Linked DNA regions of Homo sapiens: region 2 is linked to region 1. Evidence: chromatin contacts called from ENCODE Hi-C or POLR2A ChIA-PET data. All regions are on one chromosome and are shown on one strand. The core of a region is the stretch at or near the end of the contact, and the rest is flanking DNA. Distances in the headings are between cores, read along the strand shown. Region 1 overlaps CREB5 (cAMP responsive element binding protein 5). Region 2 overlaps CREB5 (cAMP responsive element binding protein 5).

Region 1 (7,063 bases), core at 3,024-5,523:
CAACTTCTTGGCCAATTGGATTCTACTTCTGAGACATGTAAAACTATTTATCTTGCATAAAAATCTGGCAACTGCATTAAACACTTCTTCTATTCGTACTGATGTATTAGGTACCCCTAGCAACCTAATAAACACAAAATAACCTTAAAGATTGTCTTGAAAAAAATCAGCTGACTCCATCATTATGGACATTGTTGTAATGAGACCTATAAAATGCAGATGACTGATTTAAAACCAGCATCTATAGCCTTTTGTTTTAATAAATGCAACAGACAATGAACATATGGAAACTGATCCTATTTGGCCAATATACAACTGCTTCACAATTTGAAGTATCCAGTGATTTCTTGTTCAATAATAATTTCATCCACGTTATTTGTATTCAACCCACTCTCTTCTTTTAACTGTCACTTTAAGCAAGTAGACGCTCCAACCGCTGGGTGCCACTCAATGGGTTTGCAGCAGAGGAAGTAAGAGTGACTCAGATCAGAGGACTGCCTTGTAAATCAGCCACATGCAGCACTGAGACATCCATCAGGGCGGTGTGCCCTTTCCCCACTGCTGCAGTCATGAAGTCATGGGCCTGCCAAGGGGCTAAGATATTATTAAAATAAATCACTGGCCTGGAGACTTGTATTTAAATACTAATTAACTCATAAGTAAATGGGAAGGAGCTGACTTGTCTCGCCCAGAATGTTGTTTGGAAAAGTTGCTGAAATTACCACTCTGGGTTGAGGCCTCTGCTTTCACAGATGCTGAAACACTCAGAGAATAAGGGGTTGGAGCATACACCTTAGGAGGTCAGGCTTGGATTCTGCTTACAAATCCAAGTTGCAGTTGGCTCAAGGCAGTTTTAGTAGGAGCCTGAACTTTCAAGAATATTAAAGCCTCATTGATTGTTAAGTGAGACAATCAAATACATAAATCCCAGCCACCCACTCTTTGGTTGCTTTCTTTGTCCCTGTCCCTGCACAAAAGCAGCTACGACACTGGGAGAGCCCTCCAGAATAAAAACTTCATTCAGATTTTCCTCCCCTCTTGCATTTATTCCTTTCCAGGCAGAATCTCACAGAGGCTTGCAAACTCACTGTCTGGAGGGCCAAGACCTACAAACCATCTTAAAATCCTCATTGCACGCTGGGGCCTGTGCAGGCTGCTTTTCCTCACTGGCATGCCGTGGTAACTCAAATCTATCTGAGTAGAGGCTTCTTTGCTCAGCACTATGCTCCGATGCCAAGTTCTAGCTTCACTTGTTCCACAGATACTGAAGTCTCTCTTCTCAAGGATGAAGGTACCTCCACAAAGCCTGCCCTGGGTATTTAAAGAATTTTCTCCAGAACTCTGAGATTCTTCTTTTTTCATACCACTGAGCTCTAGTAATTCGTCGTCCTTGGCTTGGACACATTCTCTCTAGTTTTAGCAGGATCACACTTAGAATGCTGTCTCTGTCCTCAAGATTGCTGGCTCTGGCTTTGAGCAAAGAGCTTTTCCTTGCCCACACATTGTTCTTCCTCATAGTGACAGCTAGAGTGATAACTGGGATTTCAAAGAAGTCCTACACATATATGTGCTTGTCTCATTCATAAAATCCTGACATACCCACAGATCACAGAATTTACCACAAAATTTGGCTTGTAGAGATTTAGATTTGCATACAGTACCCATGAAGACAACTCATTTTGCTTGTCAAGAAAACAAAGCAAAACACTACACATGAGCTCTATGCTGTCCCTGTTCCCAGTGACCTGCAGACATGTTATTAAAACTCATGGTCTATTAAGTCATTATTTTTTATCCTGCTTATCCAAAGCCATCAGGTAACAAAGCAAAATCTGCAGCCAGCCACATGGCCACAGGCCCAGCTGGAATACGTTCATTGACCCTGGCCTGTGGTTCTGGCTTTCCTCCTATGGGAATGGAGACACCACCGTGAGCAGTGATTCTAGAAGGGCCTGTTAAGGACATCTTCCACAATTCTGTTCCCTCTCCTGCATCCAGCTGAGAAAGTGTGTTTCTTCAGGGGAGGGGCGCCCTTAACAAGTTAAAGGGCAAGACTGGTAAACAAAGGCTGTTTTTCAGCATCCATTACATGCTGGGAGGCTTTGATCTTCGTGTTAGGTAAAGTAGGGTCAGGATACGCTTTGCCATCACTTACAGGACAGGCACTGTGTCAGGCTGGCCAACCCAGCCTGGTGTCTGAAGCTTTCTCAGAGGGAGAGACTGGAAAAAAAACACGCTGGGACTGGTCTTCTTTGCCTGCTGTCTGGCTTCAAATTAGGGCTCAAGAATGAGTGTGTCTACTCTCTGCTCAGCTTCGGAGCAGAAAGGTGAGTCCCTTCACCACTGCAGGTTCCAGACAGCTGCCAGCAAACCCCTGTGACACAGCTTCCTTCCTCACTTAAAGGGAATTTGCTGTAACTCCCTTTGGATCGAATTCTGCTGTGCTACAGATAACTGTCTTGTTGCTCAGCCACTTTGCTATTCTAAATGCTTCTTTCTCATTATGGGACTCATTTTGGCTTCACCCTTAATGAGGAGGGATTGACACATTTATCAACTATTACAGAAGTGATGATGCTGAGAAGATTTAAATACAGACTTACAAAGAACATTGAGGCACCAAGCAGGTGCTGTGTGTGTATTTGCACACAAGTGTGTGTGCACACATTTCTGTCTCCCTGTATCTTTTCCTCTCCATCTGTCTTTCTTGTTTGTATAACATCATACACACTGGCAACCCTCATATTATTTATTTACTGCAGAGGAAAGGAATTCCACAACAGCCTCAGGAAAAAAAAAAAAAGTCTTGTTTCTAGTTTTTCTAAATGATTGAGAAGATAAGGATTTAGAAAATAAGGTATGAAAAGCCATATTTGAAATATTTCTTGAGGGGGAAGAAAAGAATCTGCCTTGTTTTGAACTGAAAACTGTTTTCTACTCTAGAGCCTCATGTTTCCACCTTCATCAGCCTTCCTGCCCTAGGAGCCTAAGAAACGTCTGGGAACCAATAACGTTTTCTCAGGGGATTTCATTACTGAAAGGGCTCATTAGGAAAGACATTAAAATACGAATTACCTCATAAACTATTTAGTTGTGTACCCAGTGGGAGTGTGCTTATTAGGGCCTGAGCTTTTCACAAATAGAGCTAATCAATTAAGCTTCATTACAAACTGAAGGGGTCTCAAACAGAATGGATAAGAGAGGGACCATCTGCAAAAGGACTTGATAGGAAGAAACCATCGCCTCTAACAACTGCTAAAGTTAATTATCAGCTTCTGGGTAGAGAAGATAATTCAAATCTTCCTGTCTTTGGACAGAATCTCTTAAGGTTCATTAGTTCCTAAAACAGTGCTTCTCACAGCTTAATGTGCTTGCGAGCTACCTGAGAATCTTATTAAAAAGCAGGTCTGAGGTGGGGCCAGGGATTCTGCATTCCTAAAGGGCTCCCCGGTGGTGCTGTGGGTCAAGGGACCCCACTTTGAGCAGCAAGGCCTTAGATTATTAAAATTTAGCTGGAAGTAGCCTTTGTGGTATTGAAACGAGCCTCTACAGACTAATGCCATGTTGAACTTACAACTTTTCTTGTTGCTTTACATAGAGTGAGAGAATGAGAAAGTTACAGGCAGACTGACCTTATAACCAAAATTTCTTTCTCTCCATGTCCCTAGAGAATTCATTTTTGCTAATATTAATGGTGGAACTTTCACGTAATACTAAAAAGGGGGCTCATTGCAAAAGTAGCTTTGTACCTCCTTAGAGATCAACTTCTAAAGGAAATTCTGGTACATTTTGAATAGTCAGATGGAAGGGGAGAGGTGGCTTTGATTTTCCCCTCAGAATGAGAAAATATTTCATCAGGCTCTGCAAATTCATGTCAAGGCACTGAGCTGAGGACAGTGAGTAGAAGCATTGATCTGGACTTCCTCCAGGAGGGCTTGAGCAGGTTCTTGGAGGAAGTGCGTGTTCTTAGGCAAAAGCAGGGAGCCAGAGCACTAAAATGTTCATCCTGAAAGCCTGGGACTTAGGTGTCCTAGCTGGTCTCTTAAAAGACAGCAACATTCACTGCCTCACTAACCACGCCACTTCTGGAAAGAAAACAGCATTGCCTCCATGGTCAGATCAAGGACTGCCAGGGGTAAGAAGGAAAGCTCTCTCCTGTCTAGACAGCTCCGGCCTGTTGCTAGAACAGCAGCATGCTCCAGAGGTGTGGATCATCTGCTCTAGCTCTTGGGGTTCTGCTCTGTAATAGCAGAATGGGTTTCTAAAGTTCACAGCCACAGCCACTGGCAGAGATGAGGTGCATCTGCGCCTGCTCCGTTCTCAGAATAGAGCTGGACACTTCTGAGAGGATCATATCACTGACACAGTGCCAAAGACCTCAGCATATTCTGAGCCTGGCTATGGATTCACAAATCAAGGCATGGAATCCCTTCCCAAATCCTGGGCTGTCCTCTAGGTCATCATCTAGCATCAAGGCTAAGAATGCAGCCAAATAAAAGCAAGCATGACATTGGGTTACAAATGTAGAGATACAGCACAAGGACCTCAAAATCTATTCCTGGTTCAGTGGCTGTCACTATTAACAAGGAAATGACTTAGGACACCTTCGTATTCCTTCCCCCAGCCTGTGTTAACAATCACACTTTCAATCAACTTCTGAGAACACTTGAATACTAGATGTTTGCCAAAACATCATTGAAAGAGCGACTACAACTTATGAATACTGTTTGCCTTCCTCTACAGAAGTGCAAGGACCAGCGTGGAGCAAGAGAGATGTTCAGGGCACAAGATTTAAAGAGATATTCACTCTCAGAATTGTGCAAATGCACAGTACACGGTCAGCATGCAGACAGCCAAGAGCAAGCTCTTTCCTATATTTGTACCCTGGGCACCTCTCTTGCCTGCTTTCAGCTTCATAAATGAACCAGTCTGCAAGCTACAATATTCTCAAGGGAGGTCTCTTCCTGAGAAAGACCAGCCCAACACAGTTAGGCTTTACAGATCCTTAGAGAACTCCCACTGGAATTCGAGATTTGATTTTGCAAAGGCAAATCATTGCATCCTGGTTAGGATTTTGTTTAAGATTTTAATATTTAAGCAATCTTCAGTTTAGGAAACTGCTATGGGCTGAATTTTGTTCCTCCCATGTCCCACCTCAAATTCATATGTTGAAATCCTAACTCCGGGACCTCAGTATGTGACTGTATTTGGAGACAGGACATTTAAAGAGGTAATAAAGGGGGCCGGGCATGGTGGCTCATGCCTGTAATCCCAGCTCTTTGGGAGGCCGAGGCGGGTGGATCACCTGAGGTCAAGAGATCGAGACCACCCTGGCCAACATGGTGAAACCCCGTCTCTACTAAAAATACAAAAATTAGCAGGGCGTGGTGGTGTGTACCTGTAATCCCAGCTACTCGGGAGGCTGAGGCACGAGAATCGCTTGAACGTGGGAGGCGGAAGCTGCAGTGAGCTGAGGTCGCATCACTGCATTCCAGCCTGGTAACAAAGCAAGACTCCATCTCAAAAAAAAAAAAAAAAAAAAAAAAAAGAGGTACTAAAGGTAAAATGAGAGGTCATATGGATGGGCCCTAATCTAATATGACTGGTGTCCTCATAAGAAAAGGAGATTAGGAATCAAATGATAGACTGGATTAAGAAAATGTGGCACATATACACCATGGAATACTATGCAGCCATAAAAAATGATGAGTTCATATCCTTTGTAGGGACATGGATGAAATTGGAAACCATCATTCTCAGTAAACTATCGCAAGAACAAAAAACCAAACACCGCATATTCTCACTCATAGGTGGGAATTGAACAATGAGATCACATGGACACAGGAAGGGGAATATCACACTCTGGGGACTGTGGTGGGGTCGGGGGAGGGGGGAGGGATAGCATTGGGAGATATACCTAATGCTAGATGACACATTAGTGGGTGCAGCGCACCAGCATGGCACATGTATACATATGTAACTAACCTGCACAATGTGCACATGTACCCTAAAACTTAGAGTATAATAAAAAAAAAAAAAAAAAAAAAAAAGAAAAGGAGATTAGGACACAGACACAGCAGAGAAGAAAGACCGGGGAAGGACACAGGGGGAAGTTGGCCATCTACAAGCCAAGGAGAGAGGCCTGAAACAGATTCTTCCCCGCACAGCCCTCTGGAGGAATCACCCCACTGACACCTTGATCTTGGACTTCCACCCTCCAGAATTTTGAGACTGGAGAAATGAATTTCTGTGGTTTAAGCTACTCAGTCTGCGGTATGTTGTTGGGATATCGCTAACAAACCAATACAGAAACAAACAGTTTCCTAAGCTTTTCGTTTTCTTTCTTTTTTATTTTTTGAAACAGGGTCTCACTCTGATGCCAAGCTAGAGTGTAGTGGTGCAATCACAGCTCACTGCAGCCTTGACTTCCTGGGCTCAGGTGATCCTCCCATTTCAGCCTCCCAAGTAGCTGGGACTACAGGTGCACACCACTATACCCAGCTAATTTTTGTATTTTTTGTAGAGATGAGGTTTCACCAGGTTGCCCAGGCTGGTCTCAAACTCCTGGCCTCAAACAATCCTTCTATCTTAGCCTCCCAAAGTGCAGGGATTACAGGCGTGAGCCACTGCAGTCGGATAGAGACAAATCTTTTTCTAAGTTTTCTAATGTCCACTTCCCTGGGTTTCCTCCCTGCCATGTTTTGGCAAAAAATAGCCTTGAATCACCAGGGACAATGAGCTATATAGCACCTTAGGGCCTACACTGTCATCCAAGTCTCAACACTCGATTAGTAAAAGCAAAATAAGCTGGGCACGGTGGCTCATGCCTGTAATTCCAGCACTTTGGAAGGCCGACGCCGGCAGATCACTTGAGGTCAGGAGTTCAAGACCAGCCTGACTAACATGGTGAAACCCTATTTCTACTAAAAATACAAAAAATTAGCTGGACATGGTGGTGCACACCTGTAATCCCAGCTACTCAGGAGTCTGAAGCAGGAGAATCGCTTGAATCTGGAAGGTAGAGGTTGCAATGAGCCAAGATCGCACCATTGCACTCCACCTT
Region 2 (7,063 bases), core at 2,824-5,323, 55 kb before region 1:
GTGATGTGCTGGGTGTGCATGAAGGTGGGAATGGGAGTGGTGATGTGGATGGTTCTGCTGGTGATGGGGTTGAGGGTGAGGATGGTGTGCTGGGTGCTGGTGCTGGTGTGGGTAAGGGTGATGGGGTGGCAGTGTCTGGTGCTGATGCGGGTGCGAGTGCATGTGATGGTGTGGCGTCTGGTCCTGCCGGGAGCCCATCATCTCCATCATGTGTCCCATGGTGTTCATGTTCCCATTTGACATGGCAGCAGGGTGGTGAGTCAATGCAGCCTTCAACCTCTGAAACAGAACAAAAGGGAGGAGAGAGAACAACTGAAGTCAGTCATGTACATGATAGAGATTTAAAAGCAAAATGACTCACATTTTCAATTCTATATTTTACGATGCTATTGTTAATGTTTCCTACCAGTAGCTATCTTGCTACCAGTACAAGATAGCTTTTATATTAATTTCATATTTTCTTATATATCGTGGTCAGTAGGAGGGTCAATGTCAGCCAAATAGGTTAATTCAACTGTCAAAGCCAATGGGCAGGATATCCTATCAAGAATCATACATTCTACTAAAAGGTATTTCCTATTATCCAATCATGCATTATATCGTATCTACAACTGAATGCAAGCATACACCAAAGAGCACCATTCAATATGGTGATAGCACTGAACAAAGAGACTCCATCTGGTGTGCTACTGTATTTAATTTTTTTTTTTTTTTTTTTTTTTGAGATGGAGTCTTGCTCTGTCACTCAGGCTGGAGTGCAGTGGTGCGATCTCGGCTCACTGCAACCTCCGCCTCCCAGCTTCAAGCAATTCTCTGCCTCAGCCTTCTGAGTAGCTGGGATTACAGGCATCTGCCACCATGCCCAGCTAATTTTTGTATTTTTAGTAGAGATGGGGTTTCATCATCTTGGCCAGGCTGGTCTTGAACTCCTGACCTCGTGATCCATCTGCCTCGGCCTCCTAAAGTGCTGGGATTACAGGCGTGAGCCACCGTGCCCGGCCAGCCACTGTATCTTGTAAGAGTCACAAGAACAAATGCTCTTGCCTCTCAAAATATTTCTCAGACACAGAGAATAAATAATTTCAAATTTTAAAAAGTAGAGAGCTAATCTGATTTTAGGGCTTAAAATTAGAGTTAGTAATTTACAAGCTTCGGAGGTAATGTGTAGGTCTTTTCTGTTACCATGATTTTTCTTATGGTCCCTTCCAATACTCTTAATTTTTCTCACTCAATAGCTTTCTTTTGACTTTGAGAAGGGAGTGAGGAAAATAGAAGAATATGAAGTATTGCACCTCCTTTGATGGCCACATCAACTGGCCAGATGTATTTCTAACACAAAAGCATTATCCATTCATAAGCAGACATGCACACAAATAACTTGTACCTGAGTCTAAAGGAGGGGTCAGCAAACTTTTTCTATAAAGAGTCAGATAGTCAGTATTTTCTTCTCTTATCTTCTGTGTCACAACTACTCAACTCTGATACTGTGGTGCAAAAGCAGCTGCAGACAATGTATAAATGAATGAATCTGCTATGTTCTGATACAACTTCAGGGACAGGAAATCTGAATTTCATATAATTTTTACATGTCAGAAATGTTATTCTACTTTTGATTTTTTTCCCCAGTCACTTAAAACTTGAAAACCATTCTTAGCTCATACACTGGACAAAATTAGGCAGCGGGCCAGATTTGGCCCTTGGGCCATCATTTGCTAACCCCGTTCTAAAGATTCAGTTGATAATCAGCTTAGTCCCAGTTTCTTCAAAATTGTTTCTTCTGTGACACAGTCAATTATCATCATATCCCGAGGGGCATAATGTGCTAAGGACTGTATAATGCAGTTACTCGTTGGAAATATATCTTATGCAGAGATGATTGTCTAATTGGCAAGCTCCCATTGCCTTCATGAAGTATTTACCAGGGGACTGCAAGTTCTTTCCAGATTTGTGTTCTTATCTGATTCATGATAGTGGTGTATAATTGCTGGGCAAGGAAACAGTTGTATTTAAATGACGATCAAAGCTACTATGCTCTAACACTGTACAATATTAATGATTCTCAACCAGTTACATACACTATTGAAAAATACCAATTCAATTAATCAAAATCCTTAATTAAACATAAAGAGCCTCTACCTGCTAAGAAAAAAAATAAATAAAAAACAAGAGGAAAGGATGGTAGACTGTATGTTAATATGCGGTCATCATTTAAAATATTTTTGTCATCCCGATTCGGTAGCCACATAGTCTACTTCTCACCTCTTTCATGAGCAACAGATACTGCACAACAGCTACTGACCTTCATAATCCTGAAGAAGTTCAGCATCCTAAATGTCTGGGAAAGATTAGATGCTGGGTACTGTGTTTCCTCCTTTTTTTTTTTTTTTTTTTTTTTTTTTCAGATGGAGTCTCGCTGTGTCGCCAGGCTGGAGTGCAGTGGCAAGATCTCACTGCAACCTCTGCCTCCCGGGTTCAAGCGATTCTCCTGCCTCAGCCTCCTGAGTAGCTGGGACTACAGGCGTGTGCCACCATGCCCAGCTAATTTTTGTATTTTTAGTAGAGACAGGGTTTCACCATGTTGGCTGTGATGGTCTCCATCTTTTGACCTCGTGATCCACCTGCCTCGGCCTCCCAAAGAGCTGGGATTACAGGCGTGAGCCACCACACCCGGCCATGTTTACTTCTAAACAGAAAAGTGAACTAACACTTCTCATCTCCAATTTTAAGCAATGATTTCATTGTTTTTATAAAAATGCTTATTATAAAAATTTAAGCAATGCTTTGCAATGAAGTCAGCAACAATGAAGCCAAATGCGTTGTTTATATCTGGTGGGTGAACAGCATTCCAGACAACTCTATATATGTATATGGAGAGATGAAAGAATAACTAGAATAATTTTGTAACTGTGGAATTAAAATAGCATGTAATTTTAAAAACTTTTATTTGACTATGGCACAGCAAAGAAATGAAAATCTGGGGAATTGCTGGGTTTTAGATACATGTTTCTTTACCCCCAGGAGAAGTTTTTGGATGATACTTCCGAATTTAAGGATGAAAAAATATGAAAAGAGGTTATGTTGAAATCATCATGCCTTTTTAAAAAAATGACATGATGGAAAGTATGGACTTTCTAAACTATTCCTTGTAATTTCATTACTATAAAAGTATACTTTTTATAATAAAAAATCAATTACTACAAAAATATTAGATAATAAAGTAAAAGCCACTTGCCTAGCCTTCTCCCCTAAACCCCAGTCCTGTTCCTCAGATGTAACCACCACATATCCTCAGACATTTGCTTTGCACAAAATCAAGCTGTTTTAATACATAGTTTTGTATCTTGCTTTTTGTCCCTTTAGCAATATATCTTTGACAGCCTTCTATATCTGCAAAAATAGGTAATAATAATGGCTAACATTAACTAAGTACATGCTATGTGCCAGTCCTTGTTCTATATGTTTTACAAGTATCAAGCTACCTAATCCTCAGAACAACCGTGTAAGGCTAAAGGAGAGGCAAAGCCACTCTAACTCCAAAGCCTGTTCTCTAAACCAAGAGAGAAGGTGCCACAAGCCATGCCATTCACACTTTGCCAAAGAGAGAAATGAACTGTGTTTTGCCACCTCCCCATCATCAAAAGGAAAAGCAGAAAGCGCGAGAAGGGGCTAGAAGAGCTGACAAGAGGAGACGTTATTGCCGAATGGTCCAGCAATGGCCACGTGCAAGTGTTACTCAGCACACAGCTAGGGACCTGGATGCACTCTTTCTGAAATTTAGTGGAAGGGAGAGTGGATGGTAAAGAATTTCCAGGAACCTCATCTGCAGCAAAGAAAGGATTGTCCAGGGCTCAGCATCTTCATCTCCCTTGTTGTATTTGTGAAGAACTGACACTTACATTTCCCCTACTCCAAAACACAGACATGATAAGGGCCATGTATCCCTTCTCCCTGCCTCTACTTCCTCACCCTTGGCTTTAACCCTTGTAAGTCTGTCTAATGCTCAGGGGATGAAGGTCCAAGCCCTTAATATGGCCTAGCTGTGGTCCCTGCAGGGCGTAGGCCTGCCTTCCCGTCAGCCCTTTCTCTTCCCACCCAGCCACACTGGCCAACTTTCAGTTTCTGGAGGGCGCGTCATGCACCCTCCAGACATGGGGCCTTCGCGTTTCACAATCTTCTTGCCTAGGACGCTCTTTCCCTTTCTTCAGATGTACTTCAGACATCCCCTTTCTTCAGTCCAGCCTTCTCCTTAGTAAACTTCTCCCTGGTCTCCTAGTGTAAATCAGTTCCTGTTGTTATATGGTCCTAGTAGAACCATATTTCTTTTAAAAAATAGTTTAGTTTGTAGCGATATAATTTGAGTATGATTATTTAATTAATATTCATCAACCATCTCAGATTGTAAGCTTAGAGCAGAAACCATGTTAGAGTTTGCTCAGTGTTAAATACACAGCTTTAGCACAGAGCCTGATACATATGATACACTGAATTCATATTTGTGGAATGAATGAAGGAATGAATGAATTAAACTTTCTGAGGCTTATGATAAATGCAGCATTTTAATCTTGGATCACTGTAGCTGGTATTTATGTGGGAGGATGATTTTATTAGTCAACCAAGGTTAGCAGAATCAACTACAGAAGTCATGTAGGCAGATGGGCTGTAAAAGTACAGTCAAAACAGTTTACTGCTCCACACCCTGCCTGCCCTCTAGAAAACAGTAACAGAGAAAAGAAAACAGAAGTAAGTAAGAGGAATGCCTGTTAATTTTATCTTGATGTATTTTCCTTGAAAACGTGGCAAGGAAAATAAAAAAATCTATGTAGGAGTGGGTCATTGTGCCATCCCTTCAAAGCTACAAACAACTTTTCCACCTTTAATTAGGAGCAAATGGAACCTGACAAATAAATACGATGCACCAGATCTTCATCTCTCAAATAATTAGCTTATACTGTTAAGGGAAATTACTTGATTGCCTCAAGTCTATTCTTGCACTGTTAAGGCCAAGACAATAATGCTAGCAATGCTTTTAACATTCTACTTAACTATTTATTTACTCAACAAATGTTTATTGGGCTTCAACTATGTGCCAGGTACCATAATAGGCACATTGTTATTTGCCCACTATTTGAAGGAAGTGGAAGATGCATAAAACCAAGCTTTTTAAAACACCAGAGAGAAGAAATACACACTTAGATGTGGAGATGAAGACTTTTGATCACCCCTCAGAAAATGATAGGCCTCTGGGTTGAGTCTACCCTCTGAGCAGCAGCCTGTGTCATATTTGAAGGAATGCAGTGAAGATAAGTGATTATCAAGCTGCTCTGCATGTGCCACAGTGAATATTCTCCATGTCATTTCGAAACAGTGTGGGACACTCTTCGAAGTCCTAAGGAACCTACTGCGTCCCTGGATCCTGGTGCCAACAAGAGTCACAGTTGCACTGTAAATCATTCAAATCTCCCAAATATAGAAATTTCTACTCCACTCTCTTAGGGATGATAAATGACCAGTAAATGGGTCTAAGCTGTATTTTGCAGAATGATTTTTCTTTTTGAAGCTGGACTGTGTCTTGTTTTAAATAACATTCCACCTAATGCCAAGAAAAGGCAAGGGAGAGAGAGGAAAATTAATGAGCAAATAAACATATATTTTTCAGCTATAAAACCCAGGGCTATTACTGACATGACTGCAAGAAAGAAAGAAAAATGATTCTTGTCGACTTTCTGTCATCTTCTACCATGTTCATTTATATCAGAGAAAATTAGGGGAGGCGGCGAGAAGCCTGACGCACAGGTAGTTTCAGTCAAAAGGAGTCATTTTCATTTGGTCCATGTATTTTCTCAGCTCCTGTCCACTATCCGCGACGGGAGGGTGGGCCTGCTGCCGGGTTCTTGGTAAGGAACCAACTATTCGCCTCCTCCCATCCGAGTGTGGCCGCTGCTGTCATGGCCCAGCCCTGGTCCCTCTTTAATTTCCCGTTTAGCTCAAGTTTGCATCATTGGCATGTCGAGTGAAGCCTGGGTACACCCACACGTCATTACTGCCACGAGCGTGCATGCTTGTGTGCCTGCGTGAGTGTGCACACACGCAGCACACCCACCCACACCCACCCTGGGCAATTTATCTCCCATTAGCAAGTGGTTCATGCCAATTAGAAACATTTGTGGAACTGTGAAAACATCGCTTCTCCATCTTCAACAAGGCTGACTGCTTATGCTTTATAGACTCTGAAAGCCGAGCCGAATTATTAAATGTTAATTGAAATTCAATTGAGTGAGAGTGAGGAAGGTTGGAGTATTCTTTCCAGAAAGGTTTTAATTATAAATGGCTGTTGGTTTTTGCTCCAGAAAAAAAATGTGAAAGTATCAAAATGTAGTGTTTCTGGGTTGACCACAGAAGTAAGAGGCTCTCTACATACAAATATGACAAAATCTGAATTCATATTTCCTTCCAAATACAAAATAATTGGCCTCTGTGGCCTCTCCAAAGCATTACTGTAATTTCTCCTTTTTTTTTTCACTTTCCAAACACAGTTGATCCACAAAAGCAGTCAACACAGGCTTCTGAAGGGTCCAGTCAGTGGTTTGAGACCAAAAGCCTTCACTGCATGAAGCCTTCACTTCATTGCTTTTAATAGCAATGATTACCAACTTCCTCTAGGTATCAAAGATTTCTGAAATTCTTTCTGAATTACTAAAAAAGCCCAAATTGATACTTATCCACTGAATTTAACAACTGTAAATGGCCAGCTTAGATCCCCAAATGCTTTCAAACTTGGAGATGTGGCGATAGACAGAAAAACAACAGTTCCGTGCTGTGCATGGGATTAACTAAGATCATACTTGGCTTAATCACTTGGAATAAAATCTATTCCTTTTAAAACTTTCATAAGGTAACTCAGCTTTGATGGTTCCGCAATTTAAGTATTCTGATTTAGATTTTGGTTTGCTAATAAAACTTCAAATAAGTCCGCCAGGTTGGAAGGAAACATTACCCAGGAGGAAAAGGATTCCATAAGACCTAGAAAAATAAATATTCCTATGATTTGTCACATTACATCATT

The links. A loop is a pair of places that touch in the nucleus more often than their neighbours do. ChIA-PET counts read pairs that join two places held with the same protein, here RNA polymerase II (POLR2A). Pooled maps may share reads with other maps.
Region 2: a loop to region 1 is called in a map of DLD1, with 5 times the contacts of the local background. The contact joins two enhancer-like sites. A Hi-C loop is called at or near these places in 2 of 168 maps with a recorded cell type or tissue (DLD1 and astrocyte of the cerebellum) and 1 of 50 pooled maps. POLR2A ChIA-PET finds 5 or more read pairs at or near these places in 3 of 52 experiments (AG04450, HEK293T and MCF 10A).

The regions. Positions count from the first base shown.
Region 1 is chr7:28,742,826-28,749,888 of GRCh38, reverse strand. All of the region lies in intron 7 of CREB5 (cAMP responsive element binding protein 5), which reads right to left. Among named protein-coding and RNA genes, the nearest start is that of TRIL, 210 kb to the left of the region's middle. Within about 2 kb of position 4,273, at least 5 of the 41 ENCODE cell types and tissues checked have a DNase peak (open chromatin) inside an H3K27ac peak, as active enhancers do.
Region 2 is chr7:28,797,415-28,804,477 of GRCh38, reverse strand. CREB5 (cAMP responsive element binding protein 5) reads right to left here. Exons shown (of 11, transcript NM_182898.4): 8 at 1-279. Among named protein-coding and RNA genes, the nearest start is that of TRIL, 160 kb to the left of the region's middle. Within about 2 kb of position 4,073, at least 3 of the 41 ENCODE cell types and tissues checked have a DNase peak (open chromatin) inside an H3K27ac peak, as active enhancers do.